Regions from separate parts of the Homo sapiens genome. Here regions 2, 3, 4, 5 and 6 are each linked to region 1. A link is a contact called in ENCODE Hi-C or POLR2A ChIA-PET data. All regions are on one chromosome and are shown on one strand. The core of a region is the stretch at or near the end of the contact, and the rest is flanking DNA. Distances in the headings are between cores, read along the strand shown. Region 1 holds the start of LY75 (lymphocyte antigen 75). Region 2 overlaps CCDC148 (coiled-coil domain containing 148). Region 3 holds the start of PSMD14 (proteasome 26S subunit, non-ATPase 14). Region 4 holds the start of LINC01806 (long intergenic non-protein coding RNA 1806). Region 5 overlaps TANK-AS1 (TANK antisense RNA 1). Region 6 has its middle 71 kb from the start of TANK-AS1.

The links. Hi-C counts contacts between places; a loop is a spot of excess contacts on that map. ChIA-PET counts read pairs that join two places held with the same protein, here RNA polymerase II (POLR2A). Pooled maps may share reads with other maps.
Region 2: a loop to region 1 is called in a map with no recorded cell type, with 13 times the contacts of the local background. The contact joins the enhancer-like site here to the promoter of LY75 in region 1. A Hi-C loop is called at or near these places in 1 of 37 single-sample maps with no recorded cell type and 2 of 50 pooled maps. POLR2A ChIA-PET finds 5 or more read pairs at or near these places in 1 of 52 experiments (activated CD4-positive, alpha-beta T cell).
Region 3: a loop to region 1 is called in a map of CD8-positive, alpha-beta T cell, with 6 times the contacts of the local background. The contact joins the promoter of PSMD14 here to the promoter of LY75 in region 1. A Hi-C loop is called at or near these places in 3 of 168 maps with a recorded cell type or tissue (CD4-positive, alpha-beta memory T cell and CD8-positive, alpha-beta T cell) and 10 of 50 pooled maps.
Region 4: a map of naive thymus-derived CD4-positive, alpha-beta T cell shows a loop between it and region 1 (3-fold over the local background). The contact joins the promoter of LINC01806 here to the promoter of LY75 in region 1. A Hi-C loop is called at or near these places in 1 of 168 maps with a recorded cell type or tissue (naive thymus-derived CD4-positive, alpha-beta T cell), 5 of 37 single-sample maps with no recorded cell type and 10 of 50 pooled maps.
Region 5: a loop to region 1 is called in a pooled map, with 2.8 times the contacts of the local background. The contact joins the enhancer-like site here to the promoter of LY75 in region 1. A Hi-C loop is called at or near these places in 1 of 37 single-sample maps with no recorded cell type and 8 of 50 pooled maps. POLR2A ChIA-PET finds 5 or more read pairs at or near these places in 1 of 52 experiments (activated CD4-positive, alpha-beta T cell).
Region 6: a map with no recorded cell type shows a loop between it and region 1 (5-fold over the local background). The contact joins the enhancer-like site here to the promoter of LY75 in region 1. A Hi-C loop is called at or near these places in 10 of 37 single-sample maps with no recorded cell type and 10 of 50 pooled maps.

Annotation. Positions count from the first base shown.
Region 1 is chr2:159,902,128-159,907,135 of GRCh38, reverse strand. It overlaps LY75 (lymphocyte antigen 75), which reads left to right and starts at 2,380. Exons shown (of 35, transcript NM_002349.4): 1 at 2,380-2,547. The coding sequence starts at 2,454. LY75-CD302 (LY75-CD302 readthrough) reads left to right here and starts at 2,380. Exons shown (of 38, transcript NM_001198760.1): 1 at 2,380-2,547. The coding sequence starts at 2,454. RefSeq lists silencers at 2,178-2,419, 2,189-2,648 and enhancers at 2,829-2,908, 3,049-3,098, 3,319-3,368, 3,419-3,468.
Region 2 is chr2:158,188,244-158,193,251 of GRCh38, reverse strand. All of the region lies in intron 11 of CCDC148 (coiled-coil domain containing 148), which reads left to right. The region is part of intron 3 of CCDC148-AS1 (CCDC148 antisense RNA 1); the gene reads right to left. Among named protein-coding and RNA genes, the nearest start is that of CCDC148-AS1, 24 kb to the right of the region's middle. RefSeq lists an enhancer at 1,717-1,876. Within about 2 kb of position 2,096, at least 2 of the 41 ENCODE cell types and tissues checked have a DNase peak (open chromatin) inside an H3K27ac peak, as active enhancers do.
Region 3 is chr2:161,305,296-161,310,303 of GRCh38, reverse strand. It overlaps PSMD14 (proteasome 26S subunit, non-ATPase 14), which reads right to left and starts at 1,879. Exons shown (of 12, transcript NM_005805.6): 1 at 1,700-1,879. RefSeq lists an enhancer at 1,552-2,011.
Region 4 is chr2:161,242,331-161,247,338 of GRCh38, reverse strand. It overlaps LINC01806 (long intergenic non-protein coding RNA 1806), which reads right to left and starts at 2,600. Exons shown (of 2, transcript NR_110164.1): 1 at 2,444-2,600; 2 at 1-464. All of the region lies in intron 3 of PSMD14-DT (PSMD14 divergent transcript), which reads left to right. RefSeq lists a silencer at 2,212-2,321 and enhancers at 2,304-2,804, 2,752-2,811, 4,041-4,150, 4,171-4,250.
Region 5 is chr2:161,126,727-161,131,734 of GRCh38, reverse strand. All of the region lies in intron 2 of TANK-AS1 (TANK antisense RNA 1), which reads left to right. Among named protein-coding and RNA genes, the nearest start is that of TANK-AS1, 31 kb to the left of the region's middle. Within about 2 kb of position 2,704, at least 2 of the 41 ENCODE cell types and tissues checked have a DNase peak (open chromatin) inside an H3K27ac peak, as active enhancers do.
Region 6 is chr2:161,086,832-161,091,839 of GRCh38, reverse strand. No RefSeq gene overlaps it. Among named protein-coding and RNA genes, the nearest start is that of TANK-AS1, 71 kb to the left of the region's middle. RefSeq lists an enhancer at 914-1,043. Within about 2 kb of position 3,024, at least 2 of the 41 ENCODE cell types and tissues checked have a DNase peak (open chromatin) inside an H3K27ac peak, as active enhancers do.

The DNA of each region.
Region 1 (5,008 bases), core at 1,131-3,630:
TAAAATTTCAGGGTTTCATAATTTCCCTTAAGTAGCATTTAGGAGCTCCTGCTATATGCAAATAGCACTGAAAGGATTTGAGTAGAAAAGTGGCATGTTCCAAACAGTGTTTAGAAGGATTCATTTGCCAGAGAGGATAATAACTGTTGGCAGTGAGGTCAATTGATAAATTATTGCAATATAATGCAAGTAGGAGCTCATATGGCCCTAGGCTAAGGTGGTGGCCCTAGGAATCCATCCATCGATTAAACTAACATTTATTGAGAGCTGACTTTGGGACAGGCCCTGTGCCCAGTGTTGAGGATGTGATAATGAATACGGCAAGACCACTGCCCTCAAGGAGCTCCAAGCTGGGCAGGATCAGAAAGAAAGGCAGGCAGCCACAGAGGCAGAGGGGATCAGGTCAGTGGCAGGTTCTCCTACTCAGAACTTCCCACCATCTGTGCCTTAGAATAAATTCAAGGCCCTTCACAAAACAGACACAACTCACCTTTCTGCTGTCATTTCCACTGGGGCCCCCACCACAACCACTTTGATCTCTCTCACAGACACACCCCCCGCAGGGCAGCTACCCTGGACTCTGGACTGTCTTCTGACTCTGCTTGCATTTTCTGGCCTCTGCCCTGTCACTGGTTTTCTCCCACCAGCTGTGCCTGCTCAAATTCCTACCCATTCTTTAAGACCCAGCTAAGATGTTGCCTTCCCTCAACATTTGTCAGAGTTTCCCCATTCATTCTGCCCTGTGTCACTGAGTGTGCCTGTATTAGGGTTCTCTAGAGGGACAGGACTAATAGGATACATGTATATATGAAAGGGAGTTTATTAAGGAGTATTGACTCATATGATCACAAGGTGAAGTCCCACAATAGGCTGTCTGCAAGCTGAGGAACAAAGAAGCCAGTCCGAGTTCCAAAACCTCAGAAGTAGGGAAGCCAACAGTGCAGCCTTCAGTCTGTGGCCGAAGGCCAGAGATCCCCTGACAAACCACTTTTATAGGTCTAAGAGTCCAAAAGCTGAAGAACCTGGAGTCCGATGTTCGAGGGTAGGAAGCATCTAGCACGGGAGAAAGGTGAAGGCCAGGAGACTCAGCCAGTCAAGTCCTTCCAACTTCTGCCTGCTTTTATTCTAGCCATGCTGGCAGCTGATGAGATGGTGCCCACCCAGACTGAGGGCTGGTCCGCCTCTCCCAGTCCACTGTTAATCTCCTTGGCAACACCCTCACAGACACACCCAGGAACAATACTTTGCATTCGTTCATATCAATCGAGCTGACAATATTATCCATCACAGTGCCTCAGTCTCCCCAGTATTCAGGGGAGGGCAGAGATGTTGTCTTTTTGTCCTTCTGTTCCATGGCGTGCCCAGATCCTGTGATGGCAGGTGCTCACTATATCTATGGAACTGAAAGGCCAGACCCTGGGGAGAGGACAGAGCAGGTTTGGGAGCCAACTGTGAAACCTTGGCAGTGGGAGTCAGGAAGAGCAACCTAGGTCTTTGCATCCTCATGCAACAAGGATGGAGGCCACCTCAAGTACACATTATGTGCTCAGCAAAGACGAGATTTAAAAGTATAAAACATTCACATTTGAGCAACTTAGGTCATTAAGAATTTGGCCTCTTTATAATGATAGCAGTGTCCACAGGAAGAGAGTGAGTGGGACATGAAATTTCTGGTTCTGCATGCAGACTTCTACATTTCTACCAGCTAATTATTATTATCATTAAATTATTAAGCAAAGAGCTTACTCGCAAAGGTCAACTTTTTATAAAGCATAAGTCATCCTTGGAAGTGTCGTTTGGTCATTCTAGTAATTCTTGCTTTTAATTCTTTAACAACTATGGGTAGAACTGCAGTGTACCATTATTCCACCTTTGTTTGCACTGTCAAAATACCCAAGACGTTGCCAAGGACGACTGAATTCTTAGGCTTGGCCGCAGCCACCCACAGGGCAGGTGCTCACTTCCTCCTCCGGGGTAGAAGAGATCATGGGTCCCTTTCCAGTCCAGGCTGGAATGGAGAAGTCGTCCCTGACCACAGTGCGCCAGGCAGAGGCCAAGGTTCTAAACTGATAGAACCCACCCACCAGGGCGGTGCCAAGTCCCAGTAAGGGCCGCATCTCCCCAGCTTGGCTGATGAAGAGGCGGGGACCGAACCCTCCAGTGCAGGAGCCTGTCTGGTGCCTGGCTCTCCCACCGATCCGCACGTACCTCTTCCTCGCGGGTCCTACCCCACGCAGGTATCTAGCGCCCAGCCCTGTTCATTTCCCACACCTGGCCCGCTCCGCCCCGGGGCCGAGGAGACGCACGTCTGATTGGCCGAGGGCGGCGGGGGCGGGGCCGGGGCGCCCCCAGAGGCCTAGACAGAGGTGCGGGCGGGGCAGGCCGCGCTCAGCAGGCGGGGCGGGAGCCGCGTGCGCCCGAGGACCCGGCCGGAAGGCTTGCGCCAGCTCAGGATGAGGACAGGCTGGGCGACCCCTCGCCGCCCGGCGGGGCTCCTCATGCTGCTCTTCTGGTTCTTCGATCTCGCGGAGCCCTCTGGCCGCGCAGGTAACCGCGGGCACGCCAGCCCCGCAGTCCGCTGGGTGCCTCGACGCCACAGCTCTGCTGCCTTCCAGCCTGGGGCAGGGCTGCGCCCCTGGGGCAGGTCACGGCTGCTTTGCTGTTGGGGCGGGGGGGCTCTGGAGCCGGAAGAGTGAGTCGCAGGGGAGGTCTGGCAGAGGAAGCGCCCCAGTGCCCTCGGGGGCCCGGAGGAGGGCGCGGTGGATGTGGGAGGACAGGGCCCTTCTGGTGCAGAGGGGACGCGGTGCACCGTAGAGTAGGCGCACGGAGGCTTTTTTGGCCGGGTGCGCTGCTCCATCGTCGCCTCTCTTATATAATGTTGCTGGAGTATGGGGTTCCCCATCTGCCCTCTTGCGTCCCGTCCCTCCCGTTCTCGCTTTTCCTTCGGCCCTTGGTCACCTTGGCCACAGGGCCAAGAGGAGCCTCCACCCACAGCGCCAAGGATTCCCCACGATTCCCGGATTTCACTGCGCCTACGGTGCGCATCAGGAAGGAAGTCAGGTTAAATAAACCATCTCCTCCGAAAGTGACCAAGACCAAGAGTCAGCTATGATGCCCTCACCCACCGCCTAGAGCAACAAACCTTTCTTCTCATTGGTTTATCAGCTCCAAATGACCCCGCTCCCCCAAGGCTGACAGCCTCACGGTGAAGGGCAGGTCGCCTGCTTGGGGACCTGCTGCCTCTCACTGCGGAAGCAGGACCAGAAACAGACAGCCTTCATTGATGTTCAGGGTAGTGCCAGCCCCACCACACCACACCCCTTGGCAGCAACCGGTTGCTTTTACTTTCTCTTTTTGCCTGGGCGAGGGGTGTGCAGAGAACTTTGTTTCTTGGTTGGACTGCATCATGGGCACTCAATGGGCCACCCTCCACCGGCCACTTCTGTTATCGTGCCTGTATGAGGAAGGAAAAGATTGTCCAGGCAGTTTGAAAAACATTAAATTGTTGGTGGCTCTTATTTTCTTTGCAGCTAAGCTAAGTTACCATCTGGTTTAGACTTCCTTCGGAGAGCGATGGGAAGAGATTTCTCAGAGTGTGAATGGCATCATCCTATCTACAGCAAGGACCTGGAAATGAACCCTGCTCTGAGTCACACTTCTCTATTCTCCTTTGACCCTGTGTGCTAGGAACTACCAAAAGAATCCTTTAAAATAAGATCCTTTATTGCCTTGATAATTTATTCTGCCTGCCCCACAATCCAAGGTGGAAAAGTTCACTGCAGCAACTAACTACAGTGAAAATGCACTAACTTTTCAATCACTAACCTCTTGGTTCCCATCGACATCTGCTTCAGTCCTGTTTTTATCTCCTTCACAAATTTCAGGATTTCCCTAATTCTTGCAATCTCTGCAATCACTGCCCTTTATCACTGACCCAAAGCAAAAAGCACCAGGTTTAACTCTGTTCCCCCTGTGCTAGGTCCCCACAGGTTTTGTTATCCTGTATCCTTCCTTACTCCTAGCAGCTACTCTGATCGATTTTCTCTCACCCTCAGAGCAGACTTGTGGCCTTGTTTGGGGAAGCACTGGAATTTTGAACCCCCAGCCATTTGGGTCAATTGTTTGGCAAGAGTGTCCGCTTCATGATGCTGGTGATGGCATGCACCTCGTCACATGTGCACGGCTAGGCTTGTGCAGGTGGCCTCTATTACCCAAACACTGAAGGAGCCCCTCTGTGTCCTTGGAGAGATGCCAGGTGCTTAGTTTACATTTTTGCCTGCTTGGAGAGCTAACAGCTTGAAGTAAACCAATCCATCAGGGACTCCTGAGGTTTTCACCAGCCAACACCACCCAATCGTGCGTGAAGACTTTCTGACTCCCTGGACATTGCCATGGACTCAACTGTCACTTCAGGACCTGTTTTTGAACTAACAAACCTAGACTTCTGATTCTCTCTTGCTGCACCTACCTGTACATTCCGAACACATGGTAGAGACTCTACAAAATGCTTAATATGTGATCTATGGACGGTTCCCCTGAAATTATAAATGCTGCCATCTTCATCCTTCTTGTTTTCCCAAGCTATTTCCCTATCCATTTGTCTGTGGTTATAAATGTCAATATCCAGCTTCTCTTTGGAATGTGTGAAGCTCTTTGGTCTAGGGACCAAAGGCAGGAATTATTTAGTGATCAGACAATAAGAAAACACTGAAAGAGATGATTTGCCTTTGATGGATGTAAAAATACTAAAAATTTATTTTCAATTTATGGTAATGCTACTTAGCCATTTTCTCTCAAACACCACTGGAGAATTTATATAACATGAAGCATATACAAAATGCATCTAGGGGGTAATGAGGCTTCTCTTCATCAACTTCTGCCTTTTAGATTTGCCCCAATATTGTACTTGGAGGTAAATATTAAAACTCCATTGAGGACTGGTATAAAGTTGTAAAGTGAACAAAACCCAGTAGAAAGCTATTGATAAAGAATCTATTTTATAAAATAA
Region 2 (5,008 bases), core at 847-3,346, 1.7 Mb after region 1:
GCTGGAATTGAAGAATGCACATAAGACAGAAATGTTGATTGTGCCTGGCTAAACTGATACAATTATTTTCAAAGCCTAGAATCCAGGCACAGGATAGATTTGTTGATGTGTTAGTCTTCAGGGAAACCAGAGACATGATATCAGAAAGATGTATATTCAAAAGGAGGCCTTAAGGAATATTCTTGTCTCTTGAAATAATGGGGAATCTGGCAGAGAGGAGTTGTGACATCTGGGAAAGGATAATAAAGATTAAAATTTGAGTCACTTGGAGAGAAAATGTGAGTTGCCTTTCATATATTGACAGGGTTGACAATATCTCTAAGAAATTATAATCTTTTGGACATAAGCTTATTGCTTTTAGAGAAAATAAAATAGCCTTTTTTTTTTTTCTATTTAGACCATGGGATTGCCAAGCAGCTTAGGTCAGAGAAAATAAACCTATCCTTAATGGGCAATATTGATACCACTTTGTCAGCTTAACTTGGACTAAGTGGAATTTTCCCTTGGGTTTACTGTTTGGGGTCATGGTTAGGCCCCATGAGAGAGCCAGGTCTGTTTATTTCCTGACCTCTGTTACTGTGAAGTTCTCATGAAGGGAGAGAGCTCTTTTCCTAAGGAGCCTCTCCTGCTGCTGCTTTTCTTTCTGTGTAGAATGTGAACAAAGAGACACAACCACCTCTTGGTGTCCTTTGTTAGCTGTGTCTAGATGGCCAACGCTTGGCCATTGTAAACTTTATTAAAATAAAATTTCATAAAAGTTAGCTATCTGTTTTTCCTACACCATGATTTGCTTAGTAAACCCTGCCCTACTTCTCATTCAGCCTGTCTACCCTTCCCCAGCTGCTTTCCAAGTTTTAGATTTAATTATAATCCAGACATCCGACTAAAGTTTACAAATCGTGAGTTGTTGGAAGCCTGTTTTATTCTCTGGCCCACGACCCTCCTCTAGCAATTTCTCTGTTTCCTTTGAGAGAGATATCCAAAGAGAGACCCATATGGACATCTCTAGCTTAATGTAGGAAGGGAAAAGACAGGGTTTCTTGAGGTTTATTTCTGTCCATACTTGAATAAAGCTGGCGAGAAGATATATACATGTTTCCTTTAAAAGAGGGGGCTATCAGTGATCTACATATTATTTGTAAGTTCATCTGAATCTCTGTCCAGTTTATTGCTTTATCTTTTCCAGTAAAGTTGGTTCCCTGTTAATTTAATTAATTTTACTATCTTTGACTTTATTGTCTGAGTGTTGATGAAAGCAACACATCTCTCTCTCTTTGCCTTTCTTGAACATAACCTTTGGCATCTCACCTGAAAAAACTACAGGGTAGGTAACAGAGTTCCCCAAGTAGGCACTGGAGATGGGCTCTCCTCCTGAAATCCAAACACCAGGGTTCACTTGGCAGAACTCTAGGGTGAACTGCTTTGTAGAGTTGTCTGTCTCCAAAGAAAAAAAAGGAACAGTGATTCCGGAGCTCAATTCCAAAAGCTGAATTCTGAGACAAAACGGAAACTGCTAAGGTAGGTGTGACTTGGCAGAGTCACCAAAGAAGCTAGTTGAAACTCTATAGCCAGAGGAAATCAGCATTTGAGAAAGCCAAAGGAAAAAAGCACTAGAAAAAGTCACACCCAATACATAAATATATTTTATCATTTGTTTTTTTAAAGCATGTTTAAAATGCCTAGCCAAAACTTTAGCTAATGAAAATATTTTACTTGGGGGGATTAGAAGGGTTACTTAAAAAGTAGAAGAAAAAACCCCGAAGGCGTTTGTGAAAATAACTGTTCTGCTCCACTGACTTTCTTTTTTAACCTCAAATGTTAAAGAGGCTGTTTGTGAAGCCTCTTCGCTGATCATTTCCTAGGCTGAAAGAAAATCAAGGTTTACTTCTTTGCTGTGGGCGGCTGAATCACTACAAAAACCTTTGGTCCTTTTGATGTTTGCTTTCTACAGAAGTTCTGAGAGATCTGGGAAGGAAGAAAGAGAATGTAATGGGGATTTTTCAAACAGCATTAGAGAAGCCATGTTTTATTAATCTTATTTACTTAAATCATTTGTTTGAGGGAGAAGACTGTGGTTTCTTTTGTGGTCTCAGTGCCCTCTCGGTTCAGCAGTGCTGCTAAAGAAGGGAACCCAGTTCCATCATCATAATCATACAGATGTCTATCTCCAGAAAAACGAGGACCAATTAAAATCAGTTCTCACAATAAGTAGCCGAAGTTAAAAATAGATAGAACTAGACCGAAATATTATGACTTGATAACACGGTGGTATATTTTATTAGCATGTCTTTTTAAAGCTCAATACTAAAGCAATGCCTCTTTTAGTATTTGTGATTCTGAAAACACATTTATGAAAACCTTGGGCATCAGGAATTATGTGTCTTATGAGAATTTTTCAGCTGAAAAAAACCTCTCCAATAAAACTAATCACCCATGCTTATCATTTTCTTACTTTTAAAAGCATTATTTTGCTTTACAAACAAAATTAGCATAAGAATTTAAAGAAAGGTTCCAATGTTATGAGGTAAACCCTCAACAAAAGTTCCCTTCTTACACAACTGTTAAAATGATTATATGGCCTCATGAAGATTTTTTAAATGCAATACATATTAATTGTGGAGTTAAACTATATCTACCATAAACCATTTGTGAGTTCAAGAGTCACTGTGCAAATTACCCAATTAGTATCAAATGGCAGATGTCTTTTGTTAGTGAGTTCATATGATGGCAAGTGACAGGTGCCTCTAAGTATTCAAAATCCAGATGTAAGCTCTGCCTTTGTCTACTTGATAGGTGTTTCTAATTGCTCTGGGTTTTTGGTTTGTTTTGCAGAAATATGATTGTTATACATTTACATATATGGCACTTTGTATAAATGTGCTGAATAAATGAATGTATTAGAGGCAATTGGGCAAATAAATGCTGATCTGCCTGGGTGGCCTTTTAAATTTCAGTTCATGATAAATAATTTCTGAAAGCCAACATTATTTCTGCCTGTGCTGTCCCTCCAAAATCATGATCCTAGCAAGTCTGTATCATGGTCGTGGATGTCATGCCTCAGTTTGGCTTTTAGCATTCATGGCTCCTTATTCTCAAAAGGAACTGACACTAGATTTGTTCTCCAGTAATTCAATTTCTCTTCCAGCTTCTCAAATGATTAAATATCTTACAAAGACATACTCACTGACTAATTAGACAGGCTTAAAGGAATAATGTATATTTAATTTATTCTTACATTTTTATTTTGCCAACTCCTGTGTCCTGTTATTTACCTACAGCTTAGGATATTCAATAGAATGCTTTCCATCACTTTTTAATTTCACTCATCATTTATTCTATGTTTCTTTCATTTATTGGTGCATATCTTCTGTGTTTTAGGCACTCTGCTAGTTCTTGGGGATACACAGGAGATTAAGTCATAGCCACTAGACTCAGGAAGTATACAGTCTAGTAGACAAGACATGAAAACAGAAACTATAATACAAAGCAGGAAGTGTCTATGTGTCTATGCCATTCAGTTTGTTTACTTGACCATTCTTGCTTGCTTATGGAAAGGTAAATATTATTTCCCAAACTGGGTCTATTGAGAAAGGTTTCTGTTATCAGATAACTGAGCAATAAGCACACTAAGTCCTCCTTTTAGAGATTCATAATGCACTCCACCATATTATCATAAATATTCTGAAAGCTCCTGCCATAAATAAATTTATTTTACTTTGTTTATCTTAGTATTTCCCAAACTTACTTGAACACATTTTTATAGTATACGTGTTAACTTCCTGTGGGAAATTAACATTCCATGGACCATCAGTTTGGGAAAAGAACTGATTACCCTTTGGAACAGCTAGATACATGTCCTCTTGTTATAGAGGACAAAAAGACACAGATTTCCTTACACATAGAAGATGTGTCTGCTAGTCAGGAATCTTCAGAAGCAACTGACAAAACCTAACTCAAACTAGCTTAGGCAGAAAAGGGAATGAATTGATTTACAAGAATGGGAATCCAGGGCATGAGTCTTGCCTCAGTGACTCAAATGGTATCTTCAGATTCCTCTCACTCTCTTTCTGACTCTTTACTCAGTACCTGTGTACTGAGTACACATTCCTACCAACAATGTATAAGTGTTCCCTTTCTCTTCAACCTTGTCAACATCTGTTATTTTTGTTTTTTACTTTTTAATTATAGCCATTCTGACCTGTGTGAGATGGTATCTCATTGTGGTTTTGTTTTGCATCTCTCTGGTGATTAATGATTGCATCTCTCTGGTGATTAATTGTTGGCCACTTACATGTCTTCTTTTGAGAAGTGTCTGTTGATGTCCTTTGCCTACTTCTTAATGGGTTTATTTGTTTCTTTTTCTTGTTGACTTAAGTTCCTTATAGATTCTGGATATTAGTCCCTTGTCAGATGCTTGGTTTGCAAATATTTTCTCCCATTCTGTATGTTGTCTGTTCAATCTGTTGAGAGTTTCTTTTGCTGCACAGAAGCTCTTTAGTTTAATTAGGTCCTACTTGTCAATTTTTATTTTTGTTGCATTTTTAGAAGACTTAGTCATAAATGCTTTGCCTAGGCCAATGTATAGAAAAGTATTTCCTAGATTTTCTTCTATGAGTTTTATAGTTTGATTTCTTATTCTTAAGCTTTTAATCCATCTTGAGTTAATTTTTATATATGGTGAGAGGTAGGGGTCCAGTTTTGTTCTTCTGCATATGGTTAGCCAGTTTCCCCAGTACTGATTTAATGATTAAAATCTAGGTGTGTCCATAATAGGCAGTTGGCTCTGGTATCTAATTACTGCTGGAAAGAAGACACATATTTAAAAAAAATATTCTAATATCAAAGTCATTATTTTTAGATTATATAAAGTGGTTTATAGCTAATAATCCCAAATGTGAAGTCACCTCAATCAGTTACTTAAGCATATACATGATTTTCTTGGCCCCAGGAAGTTCTATTGCTCAAAGTTTCATATTTTATGAGTGCTTTCCTTAGGTTTTTAAGTAGC
Region 3 (5,008 bases), core at 630-3,129, 1.4 Mb before region 1:
ATAATAACAATAACAACAGCAATAATATTTATTGACTTTCATACATATGGTTCACAAACTATATATTAACAAGCACATGGTTTACATGGCCAGTATGAAAATAAGATGAACCCATGTCAAACAGATTAAAATTCAGCTTTTTCTCTTTTTTTTGAGACAAAGTCTCACTCTGTTGCCCAAGCTGGAGTGCAGTTGCGCGATCTTGGCTCACTGCAACCTCCACCTCCCAGGTTCCACCTCCAGCCTCCTGAGGTAGCTGGGAATACAGGCACGTGCCACCATGCCCGGCTGATTTTTTTATACTTTTAGTAGAGACGGGTTTTCACTATGTTAGCCAGGCTAGTCTTGGCCAGGCTGGATCATCTCATGATCTGCCCACCTCAGCCTCCCAAAGTGCTGGGATTACAGGTGTGAGCCACCGCACCCGGCCTAAATTAAAATGGCAATGTATTATTTACCAAGCACTTTAGGCTGAAAAAAAAACAAAAAACCAAAAACTCCCAAAGTCAACAGGTGAAGCATCAATAAAAGATCATCACTTGAAAACTTTCTTCCCTTGGCAAGATTTAGGGACAAATTCAAGACAACATTTAGCCTTTTTCACTAAATAGCACTTCACTAAACACACCTTAACTGTAGTTAATTCAGAACCACTATATATCTTAACCTCTAAACTTCAAATGAGTCAGCTGGTAGGTAGCCTTACGTGACAGGAAGGCCACCATTATATTAATCATCTCCACTAAAACTGTGTTCATGTTTTTGTTATTTCTACAGTATCAGTGCATGTCTTGCTGCTTTTCTCAAACACATTAAGTCAGAAGCACTAAAAAAACACTTGTGACCAGTGGAACAAAATCACTTTCACACTATAACTCTATTTTATGCTCATTTTTAAACCCTTTCCCCTGCCTTTCCATAATATTTTATCAACTTATATTACCATTTATTTTCTCGAGAATTTTTCCTTCAGTCACTAGGTTTATAGACTCAAAAGTTTACATTCTTTTTCTTTTGACAGACACAGAGCTACATCCCCAGGAAAATTAAGTTGCAAGATGTAACATACGGTAGCAGATTTCTACTTTACTTAAAACGAGAAATGTAATCAATTTACCAACAATTACTCAATTAGTATGATATTGAAAGTAAGTTAACAGCCATAGTAGCACACTTTGTTTTTAAGATATTCAAGGTCCAAAAGCAGTGTATCTGCAGGACTTTTGTTTACTTTTTGGAGGGAGCTGAAAACCTAACACTAACAGAAAAAGGGTTAAGGCTTACAGGAAGGACAAGAGATAAAACAAACGTATTCAATGGGAAAGTTAATTCTACTCTCTCTCCCTTGTTTTCCCGGTCTGCTTTGAAAAACTTCAAAGCAGACCGGTTAACAACTATGGATAGAGCACAGACAAACAGGCCATAAACAAGGATTCTCTCTATATAGATGGAAGAGGTTCCCATGATGTGAATTCGGCCAAACAGAAAAGAATGGAGAAAGGAGGCGACATCCAGACCTGACCCTGCCAGAGAGCCCTGAGAGCAGGCGAAGAGAATGAAGGAGGCCGGGCTCCTCCCTCGCGGCCCAGGCCTCCTGTGGCAACTCAGCTGGGCAACGTGACTCAGGAAAGCACGGGGCTGGCGGCGGCCTAGCACGGCTGCCTCCCCAGACCTCCCAGGCCTGCCTTCTGGGTCTTACCTGAAGACGGGCGGGAGCCGGATGCCGCGATATGGACCCTTGTCTTGCCTCTGTGGTGACGCGAAGACAGAGGCAACAGCAGCAGCGGCGCACACCCGACGCGGCTCTGTCTGCAAACCGGCGATGAATCAGCCCGATTCCATTCAAAAGAGTTGCCCGGGCCTCCGCCGCGAAGCACTTCCGGGTTCACTAGTTTGCTTCGGCTTCCGTTCCCCGACGGCCAATTGGAGACGACGGAGAGTCAAGCGGATGTCCAGGAGGAGCTCTTGGGACAGACGGCGCGGGCGGCCCGGCGTCTCCTGTCTCTGGCAGGACTGTGAGGCGGCACTTAGCGCCCTGGTCGCTCGCGCCCCGCCGACGCCTCCTTTTTCTCTCCCTACCTCTGCGCTCTGCGGCCGCCGCTGAGATCTGGGACGGCGGCACATCCAGCCCGGGAGACGACTGGCTAGGAAATAGAACTGTTAGTATTTTGAAGCCCAGATCCCCTTTCGTTTTGGTGTTCACTACTATTATTGCCCTCCTCAAAAACTAAAAGGTTCATTTGAGCTAGATTTAACTTGGTTATCTGAGAAGAAAATTTTTTTAAAAGAGGGGGGATGGTGTGATTAGAGGGGACCGGTAAGACGCCCTTTTCTGTAAGTCCGCTTTATCCACCTCTTGTCATTATTGCTTTGCAAGGATTGGATTTCAGGGAAAACTAAGGTTTCCCAAATGTTCAAACCACCTATTTTAAGCCGAGTTTAGTTTACAGGGTTTAAAGAGTCATTTATTCACATTTCTCCATGTAATTATCGGCAATCACATTTTACTCATGATCTACTTTGTGCTAGGCTTTCAAAAAGCAAAGTTGCAGAAGATATACTTGACAAGTTGATATTACACTCTAGGTCTAGGTACAGTCTCTGTTTAAGGCAGCTTGTTTGCCACGTTCCTGTCACTTTCTCAAATATGTTCCAAATAACAAGCATCTTTAAAGCATTCCTAAATCGAGAATGGTGATGAATCTACTGGACAGAGGGTGAGGAAAGATTACAGCGCCTGGATCCAAACTGTGATTTGAGTAGCACAATTGCTTTAAGATATTAATACCTTTAAAAACACAAAGATTATTTTACTCATAGGTAATATTTGGATCCACATCTTTATGCTTCCCCCCCAAACCTATGCCTCTCTATTCATTTTTTATGGGAGGAGGGGGTGAGTAGCCCCGTCCTCCAAATAATTTTCCTAATCAGAAACTTAAGAGTATGAACACTTGCCTCTTTTTCATCTCTCCCCACTGTAGAAACCATGAAATGTGTAATCTCCATAACAGCTTTTCCAATCCACCACTTCCCCTTCTAAATACTCCCCACTTTGGCCTTAACTCAGACCTTCCTCACTTCTTTTTTATTTTATTTTATTTTATATGTATTTATTTATTAATGCATTTTTGAGTTAGGGTCTTGCTTTGTCACGCAGGCTGGAGTGCAGTGGCGCCATCTGGGCTCACTGCAACATCCCGTCCCCGGGCTCAGGCAACCCTCCCACTTCAGCCTCCTAGGTAGCTAGGGCTACAGGCGCTTGCCACCATGCCCAGTTAATTTTTATTTATGTTTTTATTTATTTTATTTTTTTAGTAGAGACAGGATTTCACCATGTTCCCCAGGCTACTTTTTTAGAATGCTCTTTGATCTTTCCGCCTTCGGTCTGATTCCTTTTAATCCATTCTCCACCTCACTGGTAAAAATTTTTGTGCTATATGTAGTCATGCTCCTTCTTTATTTAAAATTCCACTAGTGGCTCCCCATAACATTCATTATAAAGGTCAAAAAAAAAAAAAACCCTTAAACTTTGTTTGGAGCACCTTTTGCTCCAGCCATACTAAAGTATTTAGCTGGGGAATAAGATGTCCATAGGGCTTTGAAAAACGCTAACATATTCCTGAGACTGTAGAAGGTGCTTAGGGTGTGCATATGTCTAGGGTTATGTGAACACTCAAGATAGGCCTGAGAAGGCCCTGAGCTCTAACCTCTGGGTGACCTTGAGGCACTACAGAAGCAAGAAGTGAAGGCTAAGGCAGAATTATTTGGTTGGTTGGTGCAAAAAATTGCGGTTTTGTCATTTCAACGAAATTACTTTGGTACCAACCTAATGTAAAGTGCTTGGCTGATTGTTGAAGGCTTGTCCCAACGTAAGTACTAAACCCCTCAGGAAAGACTGGGAGATTTTTTGGTTGAAGGTGTTTAAGAAAACCTGTCTCTCTAATCATTAGTTGACCACTAAGCTAACTGAGCAGAAACCTGAGTGGTCACACACAATAAACAATGCAGACTTTAAAGAATTCATTCATAAGCTAGGTGCGGTGGCACACGTGTAGTCCCAGCTACTCGGTAAACTAAGGCCAGAGGATCCCTTGAGTCACCAACTCAGACCCTATCTCTAAAAAAAAAAAAAAAGAATGAGTTCAGAAAAGTCACTAAATCAACAACTGCTACAACAAACAGAAATAACAGTGAAGCTTGGGGAGCGGGTAGAATCTGATTTCCAGTGTTGCACATTATATTATTTAAAATGTTCAGTTTTCAAAATAGTTAAGATACATGCAAAGAAACAAGAATGTATGGCTCATACACAGGATAAAAATTAATCAATAGAAACTCACCCGAGGAAGCCTACATGCTGGACTTACTAGATAAAAAGGCTTTAAATCAGATATTTTCAATATGTTACAAAGCTAAAGGAAACCATGTCTAAAGAACTAGAGGAAAGTATGAGATGTTTCATCAAATAGATGATAAAGACAAATCATTTTTTAAAACCCAAATAATTCTGGAGTTAAAAAGTATAATATGCCATGACGGAGACAAATTTTAAATTTTTAAAAAAAAATAAAATAACAAAAAGGTATAATAAAGTGAAAAGTTTACTAGAGGGGCTCAACCCCAGATTTGAGCAGGGAGAAAAAAAAAATCAGCAAACTTCAATATAGGTCAGTTGAGATGATCTAGTCTGGGCAACAGATTGAAAAGAGAAAGAAGAAACATCAACAGGCCTCAAAGTCCTGTGGGACACAATCAAGCACACCAACGTGCGCGTAATGGGAGTTTCAGAAGGAGAGGAGAAAAAGAAAAGGGCAGGCATAATACTTGAATAAAAGAATGGCCAAAAACTTCCTAAATTTAATGAGAAATATTTATCGACACATCCAAGAAGCTTAACAAATGCCAAGTGACATAAACAAATCCACACCTCAACACATTGTAATTAACCGATTAAAAGTCAAGGGCAAAGAGAGACTCTTGAAAGTGGCCACTTTCAAGAAGAAAA
Region 4 (5,008 bases), core at 1,351-3,850, 1.3 Mb before region 1:
AATGCCAGGCCTTTCTTGGGGCTTAGACCGTCAACCTAATCCTAGCCAGAACTATCGCAGGACTATAATAGGGCAACAGAGTACTTTGTGTTTGAGAATTGGGGTAGGAGGACCAGGATGTGAAGACATCTAACAAATTCATAGATTTTTAAAAAGCATTTGAGAGCGTTGTGTTTATACATGCTGGGCAACATAAACCATAAACCTTGCTGGATTTCTGCAAACTGCTGCGTGGAGGATACAAACGACATTCCTGTCAATGGGAGGAATAGACAGACAGAAATCAAGACAGAGATAGGCAGCACCCCCAGGATGTGAAGCTTGTTCCAATTGCAAGCTGTAGTGGAAGGAGATGATGACACCCAGAACAAAATGTCTTTTTCACGAGGATGCTGAAGCTCTTGCTTTGTGATCTCTGTTTACAGAAGGAATGATCCATGGAAAGGACTTAATTTCTCCATTTTCTGGAATCGAAATATAAGGGCTTTTTAGTTAAAGTTCTTCCTGTAGAGTGTATTGTTGTGTTCCATGAAACAGACAAAACTCAGCAAGACAACAAAGACTTGATCTGTAAGAGAAGGTATTAAACAGCAAGTCCTCTCCAGAGGGTAATTAATCCTTAGTCATTCATCTTAGAAGTCCCAGTTACAGTTAAGGTTAATGTTCAGGTAGCTTCTTTCTACTTTCTTTAAAAATTTTTTTAAACATTTTTTTTTTTTTACAGAATGTTATACTATTAATTGCCAATTTGCATATGTGTGCAGCTGCTGTTTTGGCTCTGAACTCAATCCGATAAGCTTGCTGGAGGTATCGCAGAGCACTTGGCAGCTTTCCTATTTGAAAAGAAAGCCTCTCCCCTCTACAGAACAGCTGATCGTCTATCAGCGATAGACCCTGATGGCGTGAATTACAATTACACTACTTTTCACACTAAATCTGGGTGATAGCTACTTGGAAAGAAGTTTCATCATTTTTTACCACAAACTGGAAAAAGAATTACATGGTCATGCTGTGCTTTTAAAGGCAGTTTGGTTCACTTTTGTCTATTTAACACCTAATTCCAAGAAGTCCATAGGCATCTAGAGATCTGAATGGCGCGTAATGAATTCACTGTTTAGATTGAAGATTTTAAAAATCTACCTCAAATTACATTTATTAACAGGGCGACCAGGAAGTGTTAAAGTTGTTAGACACTTCATTTATTAAATAATTTGTGGGTATTTTCAGTTGTCATATCTAGAGTCATGGGGTTTGCTTATTTTTTTTAATTAGCAATCCAAAACAATGCTACTGCAATTTAACAATTCATCACATAATCTTGGGCTCTTCAGTTCAACTGCTAATGTTAGATAATTCAGATTGTTATTTTTGTCTGTTTATAAATGATTTTGGTTGCATTGTGCTGTGAGGAGAACTGCAGCAGCCCAGGCAGATGATCTTTCTCTTATTTCCTGCATTGCTCAGGATGGTTGAGGGGCCTTCCAAAAAATGCATTTGAGGAGTTAAGTTTAGCATCTAGCAAAAGCAAACAAGTGATGGGGCAGGGGGCACTAATAATAACTTGATTTATTATCATCACTTATTTACGTCATTATCAATTTACATTTCCTGTCTGTTCGGAAAACTGAGGAAGGGCCTCTTTGCCAAACTACATTTTGTTAGAATCCTCCATTTCTCTGATTTTCTGGGACGTTAGAAAGTATTGTCTTTCCTCTTCTTGAAAGAATCGGCCAACCATCAGAAAATTTAAGAAGCTCCTAAACATCCCTTTTCTTTTCTCTTTCTTTCCTCAGCCCTCTTCCCCTCCCATCTTGACATTTAAATCAATTTGTTGGGGTGGGTGGGGGGGAAAGAACAAGAGTTAAACCCACCTCAGGCAGCAGAAGTGGAACACATTAATCCTGACGTAGTTAACCTAAGAGAAAAATAGATTTTGTTTTCCTTTTTTAGTCGCTAGCTTTATTAGATTTCTCACTCTCACAGATTATCCGAAGACTACCCATTGATTGATCGCCCGTAGAGCTGCATTTGGTGTAATGAAAAAACTCACAGCTTTATTGGCTCTCAGGAGACAAAACAAACAGAACAAGATATTCATATTAATGCAAACAATGCAACAAATGAGGGGAAGAATCGCCCGGCTGAAGCGAGGCCCGGCGCGGCCGCGGCCGGGGGGCTGAGAAGGGCCTGGGTGCCTGTCGCCCGGGAGCCGAGGTTTCCCGGCCTCCCCCGACCCCGGGCGCCAAGAGCAGTCGGTCCCCCCGGCCTCCCGCCGGCAAAGGGGCCCTGGGGCCCAGGCGCGCGGCCCCTGCGTGGCGGCAGGCGGCCCAGGCCAGCGCCGGCGGCTAGAGAAGGCCTCCAGTCCAGGCCTCATGGAAGGGCCTGCCTCGAGCGGCCCCTCAACGCCCCGCAGTGTGGCACTGGAAGGGACCTAAAAACCCACCTGGCTTTCTCCTTTCCCCTTCCCCACGCTTCCCAGGGCCCAATGCCCGCATCTCAGTTTCGCTTTCCGGCAGGGTCAGGGGTGAGAGGGAGGAATTCTCAGGTGTCACCTCCTCACCCGCCTGGAGGCGGAGGCTAGAAAGACGCCGGGGCACTCTGGAGGGGAGGAAGAGGTGTGCCTAGAATTCTCTCTCTTAAACGCTCGCGTTATCACGGAGGAGACTTTATAAACACTTTAAACACAACACCAACCATTTTATCAGCAAAAGCGAGGGGAGGGGGGCGTACAGTAAATGCTGAGAGATGTTCGAGAAGCCCCAAGACGTTCCTTGCGGAAGGAGAACGGAAGAAAGAAAATTACGGGCGGAAAAAGAGTAAATATTAGCTCCACACCTAACCACTTCCCCAGCCCCAAACTAGGAGAGAATCTGCTAAGATTCAGCTTCATATTTATATAGTCTATGTGATGTTAAAAATAGGGTTGCCAAATATTGCATGGGGCATTCTTAGAGTAAAAAATTGTTATCTACCTGAAATTCAAAAAATTTAACTGGGCATCCTGTATTTTTATTGGCTAAATCTGGCAATTCTAACTAAAAAACATTCTGCTGAAGAAATCATATAAGAAGGAAGGCTCATTGTCTGATGTAATCAGGTTATTGGGGACATGTTTAATGGAACCTTGCCTGGAAAAAGAAATTGAGTTTCTCCTACAGCATACTTTTGTAAGCACATGGTAGGGTGGAGGAGGAAGAAATGACTGAAGCGACTTGGAAATGTCCTTACATTATATTTGAGGAGGAAATGACAGTCATTGTTGCCACTTCACTAGGAAATGGAGCCGGGTTCCTTTCCTAAGGTTGGCTGACTGGGTCTGGCCCACAGAAACCCTCCCTCCCTAGCCGGTAGAGCGTACCCTAGCATGTCTGCAAGTGGAATGTCAGTTACAGTGGTTCCCATGTCGGCATTAGTGCATATATTTTTTCTAAACCTTGACTATAGAGCCACGTTACCCATTGGTATTTAGTATATTTTGAAAAAAAAAAAAGAGTTGAGTTGAGAACTTTAAAGGCAAAGTCTGCTTTGAAATGTATCAAAGGCTTTAACCTAGAAATAGATCTCATCCAATAGGGTCTTGCAGATGCTGAAAGAAAAGGCTTTTGCAGTGCCAAAGGTAAAACCTCAGGAAAAACGCAACAAAACAGTGGGTCTTTGTATATTGAAGTGTGTGTGAGAGGGTGAGGAGTTAGAAAGCTGCTTTCTGGAGAAAGCCTGCTGCTTGCATTGCTTCCCCAGCCCCAGTTAGAGAGAGCTTTTTCAAGCAAGCTTTATCACCCTTACTGATACTTTGGATCCCCAGTGAGCTAGCCTTCCTTTTAAGCCAGTTGCTTGAAGAGGTCTGAGTACACCCACACAGGATGCCCCTTTATCACTGGCGGGTAGAGCTATTTAACAGCTGCAAATGGAGAAACTATTTGTCTAATGAGTGCTGTTTTCAGAGTTGATTCACCAATACTCTCAGGGGAAGATAATATAAGGCCGAGACTTCCTTCTGAGCTGCACAGCCATCTCCAGACAGTGAAGGCCAGGTCTGGAACCAAATGAAGTATTTGGTTGGTTTAGATAATGTTTTAGTTCCAGATCAATAGTTTTAGAAAATACATAAGCTCACTTCCAGTTCGTGCTGGTTAGCTATTTTGTTTCCCCCAGACAAACTCTAACCTAGAATTCAGACTGTTAAAAAACTTAGCACTGTGGTTTGGCAGTTATGGTATGGTTTAACTCCATACTCTAGAGGTACAAATCATTTTTTATCTTCTCTCATGTTAGTTTGTGTCTACAAAAATATGTTCCATGACTTGCTCTTCCCTCATTGGAGCAGGCCAGAGAGATGCTCAACACCCAGTGGGTTAAGGTGCCTCTTTTCCAAGCAGAAATGGACTGGGGCCCTTGTTAGAGTGGTGATAAACTGACAACATTGATTGATTGATAGATTGATTGATTAAGATGGAGTCTGGCTCTGTCCCCTAGGCTGGAGTGCAGTGGTGCGATCTCGGCTCACTGCAACCTCTGCCTCCCAGGTTCAAGCGATTCTCCTGCCTCGGCCTCCAGAGTAGTTGAGACTACAAGCATGCACCACCACGCCCAGCTAATTTTTGTATTTTTAGTGGAGATGGGGTTTCACCATGTTGGCCAGGCTGGTTTCGAACTCCTGACCTCAGGTGATCTGCCTGCCTCGGCCTCCCAAAGTGCTTGGATTACAGGCGTGAGCCACCTCACCTGGCCGACAACTTTAAATAATAAACCCCACTCCAGTGTCAGGTAATGTCAGGCCCCCTACTCTCTCTGTGGTTTATTCTTTTGTGTAAAAAGACTTTGGATAGGACTTAGGCTTCCTCTGAAACAAAGTACAAAGTCAGTGAAACACTGTATTTTATTTGAGGTAAGGGCTGGTTATGGAAAAAACAATAGTTTGAAAAAGACAGGAGAGCTTGAGTTGAGTTCCAACTATTTGAGTAGGTGTGAGGGACTCATTTATTCTCTTTAGATACAGTGGGGTTTTTTT
Region 5 (5,008 bases), core at 1,455-3,954, 1.2 Mb before region 1:
GGAATGGAGAATGTTTAGCTTAGAGAAACTGGGAAGGAGAGAACTGTATTCAAATATCAAATTCATTTATGCAGCTCCAAGAAAGGCCTCAGACAGTGAGCCAGAACTATAAGGAAAAAAAAATTCGCTTGTTACAGGAAGATCAGCGTTCCAATAGTCAGAAAATGAGATAGGCCACTTTAAGAGGTAATGAGTTCCTTCTTCCCTGGGAGAAAGGAAACATATGATGAATGACCATTGTTTGGGAATGTAGAAGAGATTAAAATCTCAGATGGATTAATAATGACAAATACCTGTATATAATTTACTATGGTCCTGGCACAGTTCTAAGTACGTTACATGTATCACTTTATTTAATCCTTATAATACCCTATAAAGGAGGTACTCTTTTATAGATTCAAAACTGAGGCATAAGGAAGTAAAGTGGCTTGACCAAGTAAACATAGCCATTAAATGTAAGTGGAAACTGAAGTGTCTGTCTCCAAAGTCCATCCTCTTAACAACTTTTAAAGCACCTGGGATTGCCCAATACACTGCACTTTATCTAGTGAAGATTCTCTCATTCATTGATACATGAAATTTTAACGGAGGTGGAAAAAAATTCAGATGCATTCTCTACCACTTTCAATTTCTTTCTTTTTTTTTTTTTTTTTTTAGATGGAGTCTCGCTCTGTCACCAGGCTGAAGTGCAATGGCGAGATCTCGGCTTACTGCAACTCCACCTCCCAGGTTCAAGTGATCCTCCTGCCTCAGCCACCATGCCCGTCTAATTTTTTGTATTTTTAGTAGAGACGGGGTTTTACCGTGTTAGCCAGGATGGTCTCAATCTCCTAATCTCATGATCCGCCCGCCTCGGCCTCCCAAAGTGCTGGGATTACAGCCGTGAGCCACTGCGCCCGGGCTGATTTCTTCTTATGCCTAGTTGTGGAAGCTTCCAGGCTGACAAGAACGTAACGAACTGAGAATATGCCACCTTCAATTCCTGCTTAATACCTACCTTGGTCTTGGGATGGGCATGTTAAGAATAGCATAATTGAAGATGGCAGGAGGATGGGAAGGGAAAAGGAGGGTGATGCAGAAGAGGTGCTGATATGATTGGCTTTGTGTCCCCATAATCCCCACGTGTCAAGGAAGAGACCAGATGGAGGTAGTTGAATCATGGTGGGTGGGGGTTTCCCCCATGCTGTTCTCGTGATAGTCAGTTCTCACGAGATCTAATGGTTTTATAAGGGACTCTTCCCTCTTCGCTTGGCACGCCACCTTCCTGCCCCCTGGCGAAGAAGGCGCTTTGTTTTCCCCTTCACCTTCTACCATGACTGTACATTTTATGAGGCTTCCCCAACCATACTGAACCGTAAGTCAATTAAACCTCTTTCCTTTATAAATTACCCAGTCTTGGGCAGTTGTTCATGCAGTACGCAAACGGACTAACACAGGTGCTCTTGTTGAGAAGTGGAGGAGCAAATTAGACATGCTGTCTCTTTTCAAATGCCAATTTAGAAAAATAGGGCAACCTGGGAGCAGATTCAATACAATTAGTCAAGGAAGATGATAATGCACATTTGTTTCTGCAGTTTTACTCATCCTTCCATTTTTCCTTTCTAATCTGTTATGTATAGCTTAATATGTCTCATAAAAAATACATGATACTTTCTACAGGGTACAAGGTGAACTATTTAAGTTTCCATAAAAAGTCTCTGTAAGCTGACAGAATTTAATCAGAAAATGAGACATCTCACCATTGAAGAATTTGTTTTAGATATTATACATTCTACTTTCTGTTTTATTGGCCAAGATAGCAATACATTTAGTTTATTACCAATTAACCTTTCTATTTTGATCTATGCACTGGGATTTCTCTTTTCTAAAGTTGATGAGAAACACCAGCCAAAAGAATGAGCCTCACAGGCATTTTCTTTCTAAACTGAGAAACCTAGAAAAGTGGTTTTGATATTAGGATAAAATAGAAATTACTGAACTCCCCTCAAAGAGGTAAGGAATATATAAATTGTAGAAAACAAATTTGCATTACCTGAAATATATTTCTTTTGGAATTATAAATTCATGAAATTGAAATTGCTATGAGATGCCTGTCATCAATAATTTTCTATGTGAGAACACAGTAATTTAGTACTGATACAATTACTAATATTAGTAGGATTAATAATAATAGTTCATACTTGTAATTATCTATAAATGAGAAAGATAAAAAATGTCAGCCTGTCTGTAACCTCTAAGACACAATGGTGGTGAGAAAGAAATCAAAGAGGAGAAGAGAATAGAGGGAGAGATGGAAAGAATAATCCATAAACTCTGGGTTTTTCTATTACTTCAATAAAATAAGTCAAATTCTCAATGAGATCTGACCTTTGAAAACTGTTTAGCATGACTCCAGGGGGATGTTGGGAGGATTAACTAGCTGAAGCTTGCAGAGAGATTTCAAAGTTCCTTGTGTGTTATTTATTCCTTGCTTTACCAGTTCAGTTCCTTTTTAATTTGATCATATTTGGTGGGATGCCAGAGCCATGATAAAATATCCAATAAACACGGGTTTCAAGTAAAATCACAAGCTATTGTTTGAGGAGGAAAGATTGAGGTAGTTCTAAAAGTGTAGAGGTAATTCTGTGCGTAGACATGCTATTTTTAAAAGATTTTTTTAAGTTAAATCACTTCAAAGAGCAGGAAACGGACCCAAAGAGATTAATTGATTTTCTAAATATCAAACAGCTGACTCATAATTTTGACAGTTTTTCACTGGCATTAGAGATCCTGGCTTCAAAGTACTTGATCACCTTTGGCATTATAATTTGAAGATGCTGTTATGGTTTGGAAGCTGAGTGGGATGGAATTGGTGAACTTTTTCTAATTATTCAATTGGTGAAAGAACTGTGTGTTTTATTCTTCTCTTATCATTGGGTTTCAGATTTTAAAATATTGTTTGGATGGAAAAAAACTTTGTAGAAACACCTCTTTCTCATGTCTCATTTATTTATTCTTTAACCCTTCATTCATCAATTGCAATATGCTGATCAGCTCTTGGGAGAGGGAGCCATAGAACCAAGCCCAGCGGCACTTTCTGGAGCACGTCAGAAGTAACATCCATCTCTCTGCAGAGGAGTTAGGCAAATAGGTGCTGGAGCCATAATGCCTACATTCCAAATCCTGACTTCACCTTTGACAAATGTCTTGCCTAAAACTTATGGTAGTTTTGAGAATTGAATGAATTAGTATGTGTAAAGGATTTAAAACCCTGAGCACATGGTAAGACTATGTAAGAGAGTTTCTTTGTTGTTTTTTATTCATTGATGTATTTTTCTTCACTGTCTCTGTAAAATTAAAATGTGAATTGGCTGGGTATGGTTGCTCATGCCTGTAATCCCACCACTTTGGGAGGTCGAGGTAGGTGGATCACCTGAGGTCAGGAGTTCGAGACCAGCCTGACCAACATGGTGAAACCCTGTCTCTACTAAAAAATACAAAAATTAGCCGAGCATGCTGGCAGGCACCTGTAATCCCAGCTACTCTGGAGGCTGAGGCAGGAGAATTGCTTGAACCCGGAGGGTGGAGGTTGCAGTGAGCCAAGATCACACCATTGCACTCCAGCCTAGGTGACAGAGCAAGACTCTGTCTCAAAAAAAAAAAAAAAAAAATTGTGAATTCATACAAGTTTTGCAGGAAAACTAGATGGCGAGAAATTAAATTATTTAAGCAAGATCATTTTTGTTTGTCTATGCAACTTCTATATTGCCTTTTCCTTTTTCCCCTTGTAGCCTATGTACTGTTTGGGAAGCAAACTCCAACCACTGTCCATGAGTAGGCTAGGACTGGCTCAAACCAGTCAGTACATTATATTTCTCCTACTTTTGTTATTGGCTGAGGGTGGAGTGCATGACACGAGCCAGTCTAACCTTGGTGAATACCAGGACTCTTGCTTGGATTACAGAGCTGAAAGTAAAAGTGAAGCACAGCCTTCATTATTTAGGCTGACAAACAGCCTAAAGCTGTAAGGGTCTTCAACTACAGAATAAAACCATCATCACGAGATGGCCAAAAAGAGAGATGGGGAAAAAATTGGTGTTTTAAAAATTTTAATTAATTTATTTACTTTGAGATGTAGTCTTGCTCTGTCACCCAGGCTGGAGGGCAGTGGCATGATCTCAGCTCACTGCAACCTCTGCCTCCTGGGTCCAAGCAATTCTCATGCCTCCACCTCCTGAGTAACTGGGATACAGTAACTGGGCACAGGCGCATGCCACTGTGCCCGGCTAATGTTTGTATTTTTAGTAGAGATGGGGTTTCACCATGTTGCCCAGGCTGGTCTTGAACTCCTGGCCTCAAATGATCCATCTACCTCGGCCTCCCAAAGTGCTGGGATTACAGGTGTGAGGCACTGTGCCTGGTCAAAACATGGGTCTTTAATAATATTGCTGAACCACTAACTCAAACAACTTTAAAGCTCCCTCTACCTCTTGACTTTTGAATTATGTAATCCCCAAGGTTCCCTCGTATTGTTTAAGCCAGTTTGAGTTGGATTTTCTGTTACTAGCAATTGAAATCTTCTTGCTGTAATACTCTATATGGTCAAAAAGGAGTCGTGAATACAACAATAACCACAACAAATAGCCTTTATGGAGATTTGCTCTACGTCAAACACTGCTCTCAGTATTAATCTTTACAACAAGCCTGTGAGACAGGTATCATGACTCTCAATCATTAGCACTCTAAGTGTGGGACTCTGCATAACATATGCAAAGTATCATGGCTGCAGATCTTGCATTTCCAACATGACCTGTTTTGGCCTATTTTGTGATTACGTGTGTGTGTGTGTGTGTGTGTGTGTGTGTGTGTGTGTGTGTGGCTTTTTGAGATGGAGGTCTCTCTATTAGTACTGATACAATTTCTAATAGCAGGATTAATAGTTCATACTTGTAATTCTCTATAAATGAGGAAGATAACAAATGTTAACCTATCTAACGTCTAAGACCCAATGACAGTGAGAAAGAAATAA
Region 6 (5,008 bases), core at 1,775-4,274, 1.2 Mb before region 1:
ATTATAGAGCCACTCTCTTAGTCACCAGGATGGAGAGTTTCATGGAGAGTGACACCTTGGTTCCACATTTCTTTTTTGTTTGAATACCTAATGCCTCAAAAGTGATGTATAATTTCTTGTCAATCCGACCACAAAATCCAGGCAGATTTGAGGCTTGTCATGAATGATAAGTTGAACTTGTTTAAGGTCACTTTTGCTTTGTTTTACTATCTAACCAGAGAATAGAGGTGTGCCTGAAGCTTGGGGGTGTCACCGTCTGGGCAGAGTAAGGACCCCACAAGGTCAAAGTAGCCCAGAGCTGTGAATTATCTGTCCTAACGTCAGATAGCATTGAGGGATGGCCTTATGGCAGCCTTTAAGGCTTCACTCTATTGTCATAGAAAACTGAGTCTTGTTCTGCCACAGTTATCTACTTCTGTGTTTTTTGTTTGTTTGTTTGTTTGTTTTTACTGTGTCACTGAGCCCACCAAAATTTTTAGTGCCGGAGACCCCGTATGCTCATGTTGAATTTGCCAACATAATGACAGTATTTGTTCTTTCCAACACTCACCATCTGGGAAGGAGAGAGCTTAGTGAGTGTTATGTCCTCTCTCTGGGCAGAGGTAAATAAATGATAAGAAAATATCCCCCAAATAATTATGCTGCTGTTGGAAAATGATCATCTCCATTTTAAAGACAAAGAAACTGAGGCTGGGACTTATATGTGCTATGTAACTAATAGGATTTGAACTATGTGGTTCCAAAGTTGTACATCTTCCTGAGTCCTTGGTAGATAAATTATGGAGATCTAAGGTGATTGGGAGAGCTCTCTGTCTCCTGGGGTACCCCATGGCTAAATGTCAAGTGTTTGCCCCTTTGGAGTTCTTGTAATGTTGGACTAAAATGACTAGAGGTGGAGTTGGCTCCCAAACGTTTTGACCTCATCAAAGGGCCATTTGCTAAAGGCTAGCCTATCTCTTCCTTATTTTAGTTCTGTCAAGAAAACAGAGGCAAAATTGACTTGCCTACTTTACAATGTTGCTGTGGCTGGCCCTTGTTATAGATTGCCAGTACAGATCCTAACTTGTGGGGATATCAATTTATAAATGGGTAATTAGACATCCTGCCTGAGTTCTCTTCTTGAGGAAGTTCCATGTGGATGCCTGTGTTTGAAAAGCGGGGATCCGCGGGTAGCGTGTTTGGTGTGGAGGAAGCTGTCTTGGTATGCAAGCTCTGCTTAGAGGCACCACTCACCGAGCCAGCATTTCCTGGCAATGTGTTGTTGGGTGAAAAAGCTGTATAGTTTCTTTTTTATTTTTTTCTCTTTCCTTAAAGCTTTATCTATATTCACACACCAGCTAGAGGGAAGAAAAAACCCTCAAGAGCTGAGTTCAAACACCTGCAGTTATTTTGAAGACAAATGATTGAATGAACTTAACATTTCCCCCCAGCAACAAGTGCTGGTGTGAAGATGAAACCTGGGAGAAGAGCAGCAAGTTCAAGAACCATAAAGTAAAGCAGAAAAAAACCTACTTTGGGTAGTTGTAATTACTCAGTTCAGGTTGTTATTGTATACAGCTTTAAACATTTAATATCTTGCTTTATAACCTTATAAATAAACAAGGACCCACATAAGGCTTTGGGCCAGTTTGAACCTCAAATATGAAATATGTCAATCTACACATATAATACATAACTATGAGAAAATGCCTTTTCTTGCTCTTCAACATTTTCTGTGTAGAGTCAGCTGAACATAAAAACACAGGGGATGGATTCACCACATTTATTTCCATTGCACAGAAAGTATCTTGCTTGTTTACTTAGTAGGTCTGCAGCAATTGCACATGTTCTTACCTCATTTCTTCCTTGGTAATTAGCATATTTTTTCTTAGAGGAGCATATGGCATCCTCACTTGTAAACAAACCCTGCAAACCTCTTTCCATGTTGTTGAGATCTGAACTGAGCTGTAATTTTATCAAGTCATAATCATGGAAGCTCATGGATTCCCTAAGATAATAAAATTCAGCACACAGGCATAATAGGTAAATTGTCAGGAACTGGACCAATGTGGTCTTATATTGCTAGATGATTCAGGATATATACAGTATACAGAACTAAGGGATGAAGTGAGAAGACCCAATTGCAGCAACTTTAGCCTGTAAACAAAGCTAGAGAATGAAAGACCAGACAGAAATAGAAAGCTGCTGAGTTTGAGTTACCAATCTGGGTTCAGTGACTCTCTGAGAAAACTGAAGTTGTTCTTTAAACAAAATAGATTTTTTTACTAAGATTCCTATTGTCTGAGATAGGAATAAAACATGATTTTCAACTACCTGTTTTGTCATAATGTAGTAGAAAAGGGGTGATTATATATGGTCACATTTTGGAGTCTGTTGTCTGAAATTGCACATGGAAATTTTGCTTGACAATCATTGTATTCAATATGCTTATCACAATTGCAGCACACAAATAACATTTATCTTCTTCCTAAATATGTAGGTGTAGCTGTAGTCATTCTAACTTTAAAAACAACCCGCAACATTTAAGAAATTCTGGCTTTGAATTTGGGAGGCCAGTTGTGCCGAAATCATACTGAATGTTTATAAATTGGTCATGAAAAAAATCCTAACAAGACAATTCAAGTGTGTTATTTTTCAATTGTGACACCTATCTACACCCAAGGAGAAAGGTGTAGGTGACTAAGTGGGGAGGTTAGAGTGGGTGCTTGCCTTTTTGCCCAGGAAATCATTTTAGCATTTTGAAACTGTTTTTATGGCACCTTGTGTAAGATATATAAAACAGAAAGTGTTAATTATACATATTAAAGAATAGGGGAAGGAGAGGAGCTAAAAACTGAGGGAGTTCTAGAGATTCTTCCCATTCCCCCCACCTCATAGCCATGCCTTGATGCTGCCAGGCCCTAGACTTTCCTAAATGCCTTGTAAAACCAAAACTACTCAGAAGATTCACATCAACGTACATGCATCAACCTTAGCTGACTTTAGTGTTTCAGAGGGAAGTGAGAGTTTTGGGGCCTCTGGGAATTCTGAGCTAAGTGGTTTGACAGTAGACTGAGAAAAAACAAGAGATGTTATGAGGTGCATCAGAACCCTTGGGGTAGCCTCAGGACTGTCAAGCAGGGAGTTGCGGATTCAGGTTGGGATATGACAAACACCATGCCTGATAGCCTAGGAAGAAAGTGAGAGCCAAAAGAGTTAGGTGTCTCTGGGGGGAGTCATTTCGTCAATGGTTTCTATAAGTTCTGGCTCTATATTGGTCAGATAAACACAATGAGCCCCAGTGTTGGTCAAATAAGCACAATAAGCCCAAAGGTATATTACCTGAGTTAAATCTTACATCGGTGAATCTCAGTCTTGGCTATATATTGGAATCTCCTGGGGAGCGTTAAAAAATACTGATGCCTGGTTCCTATGCTTAGAAATACTGATTTAATTGGTTAGGAATGCTGCGTAGGCTTTGGGAGTTTTAAAAGCTCTCCAGGTGATTCTAATGGACAGCCAAGGCTGTGAACCACTGCGTATGACCTAAATTGAGTCTGTTTGGGTAAATATGTTGCAATTCACCTTCTCTAAAATAGTAAAAATACTTGGTTTTAACCTTGCACTAATATTTCAAATATTTCAACAACCTTTCAAGGTTTAAGAGTTGAGTAGTATACATTTGAGATGTAGTAATATCCCAGGGTGAGGTTCCCCTGGGACCTACCCTGGCTAGCCTCAGCATGATGGCGCTTGCCTGCCCTTCACCTCAAATCCTTGCTGCAGTGCTGTGTTCTGTCATGAGAGTCACAAGATACTTGGTGATTGCAAATCTGCTGGCTTATAATAAGTAAATAGTGGGCAAAGCAAAGGTCCTTAGGAATCGAAGATACCTATGGCACCCTATTATCTGTAAGATAATTTTGGACTTCATTGAATCATTTGTGTGTGTGTTATTAATACTTTGCTTTGCTTTTTCCAGATGAAAAAGATGTCTTATACAAAATTTGTCAATCAAACATAGCTGAGGTATTTTGCTCAACAGATATATTGCCTCTTATGATTTAAATGGGGGATTAACGAAAGGTTTTGAAAATTTGGCATTAAGAAAAATGGCTAAAACTCACTTTTGATTGCCCCTGAGTGATGGTGAAGGAAAGGGGGAATAAATGAAGTCAAGTGACTTATGGTTGTACCATCTAATTTTCTTGCATCTTGACAGACCTTGTCTTGTGACAATTTCCAAGGGGTTCTTGCCTTTTTATATCCAGAGTAGTATATGTGGACCCAGGATTCCTACTCCAACTAGAGGACTAACGTCTTGAAGGCTGTGATTATGATTTTTCTTCTGGAATTATTAGCAAGTCAAGATGTAAGCAATAAAGCTATAATGGTGGAATAAATGAGGTGGAGGTAGAGAATTAGGGGTCTATTTATACCTGATCACCTAGGTAGCTCACCACCCCACTACCTCCAGGGTCCACCTCACCACCCTACTACCTCCAGGGTCCACCCTGTCTAAGCCTCAGAATCTATCTACATGGATGGGAAGGATGCTAGCTTGTCAAAGAAAGCAAGCTTTGAGAAGACCACCAAGACATATTCTGAGATCAGATTTTACAACCTTATTTACTGAGATCATTAGACTGTTTGCAAAATGTTTGTTGTTGCTGTTCTACTTAGTAAATGGGCCTATAGAGATCTATTTAGTAAAACCTTGTTATTTGGACAGAGAAAACCAAGGGCTAGGGAAGTTAAATTGGCCATAATCAATACCGTGAGTTTTTTTTCTTTTTTTTTTTTTTTTAAAAAAAAAGCTAAGACTAGAACCTGGTTCTCTAGTACCAAATCCAAGGCTGTTTCCTCTGAGATGGTTGCAGTTTCAGAATAAGAGAAAGAACCTCTTAGTCAATCCCACAGTTTAACAAAGCTGATTGGGAAAAATGAAAATATTAAAGAAAACATGTTTGTATAGTATTTATGTTTAGTGATGTTCAATCAGCATTTATTTATATTATAAAAAATTAGA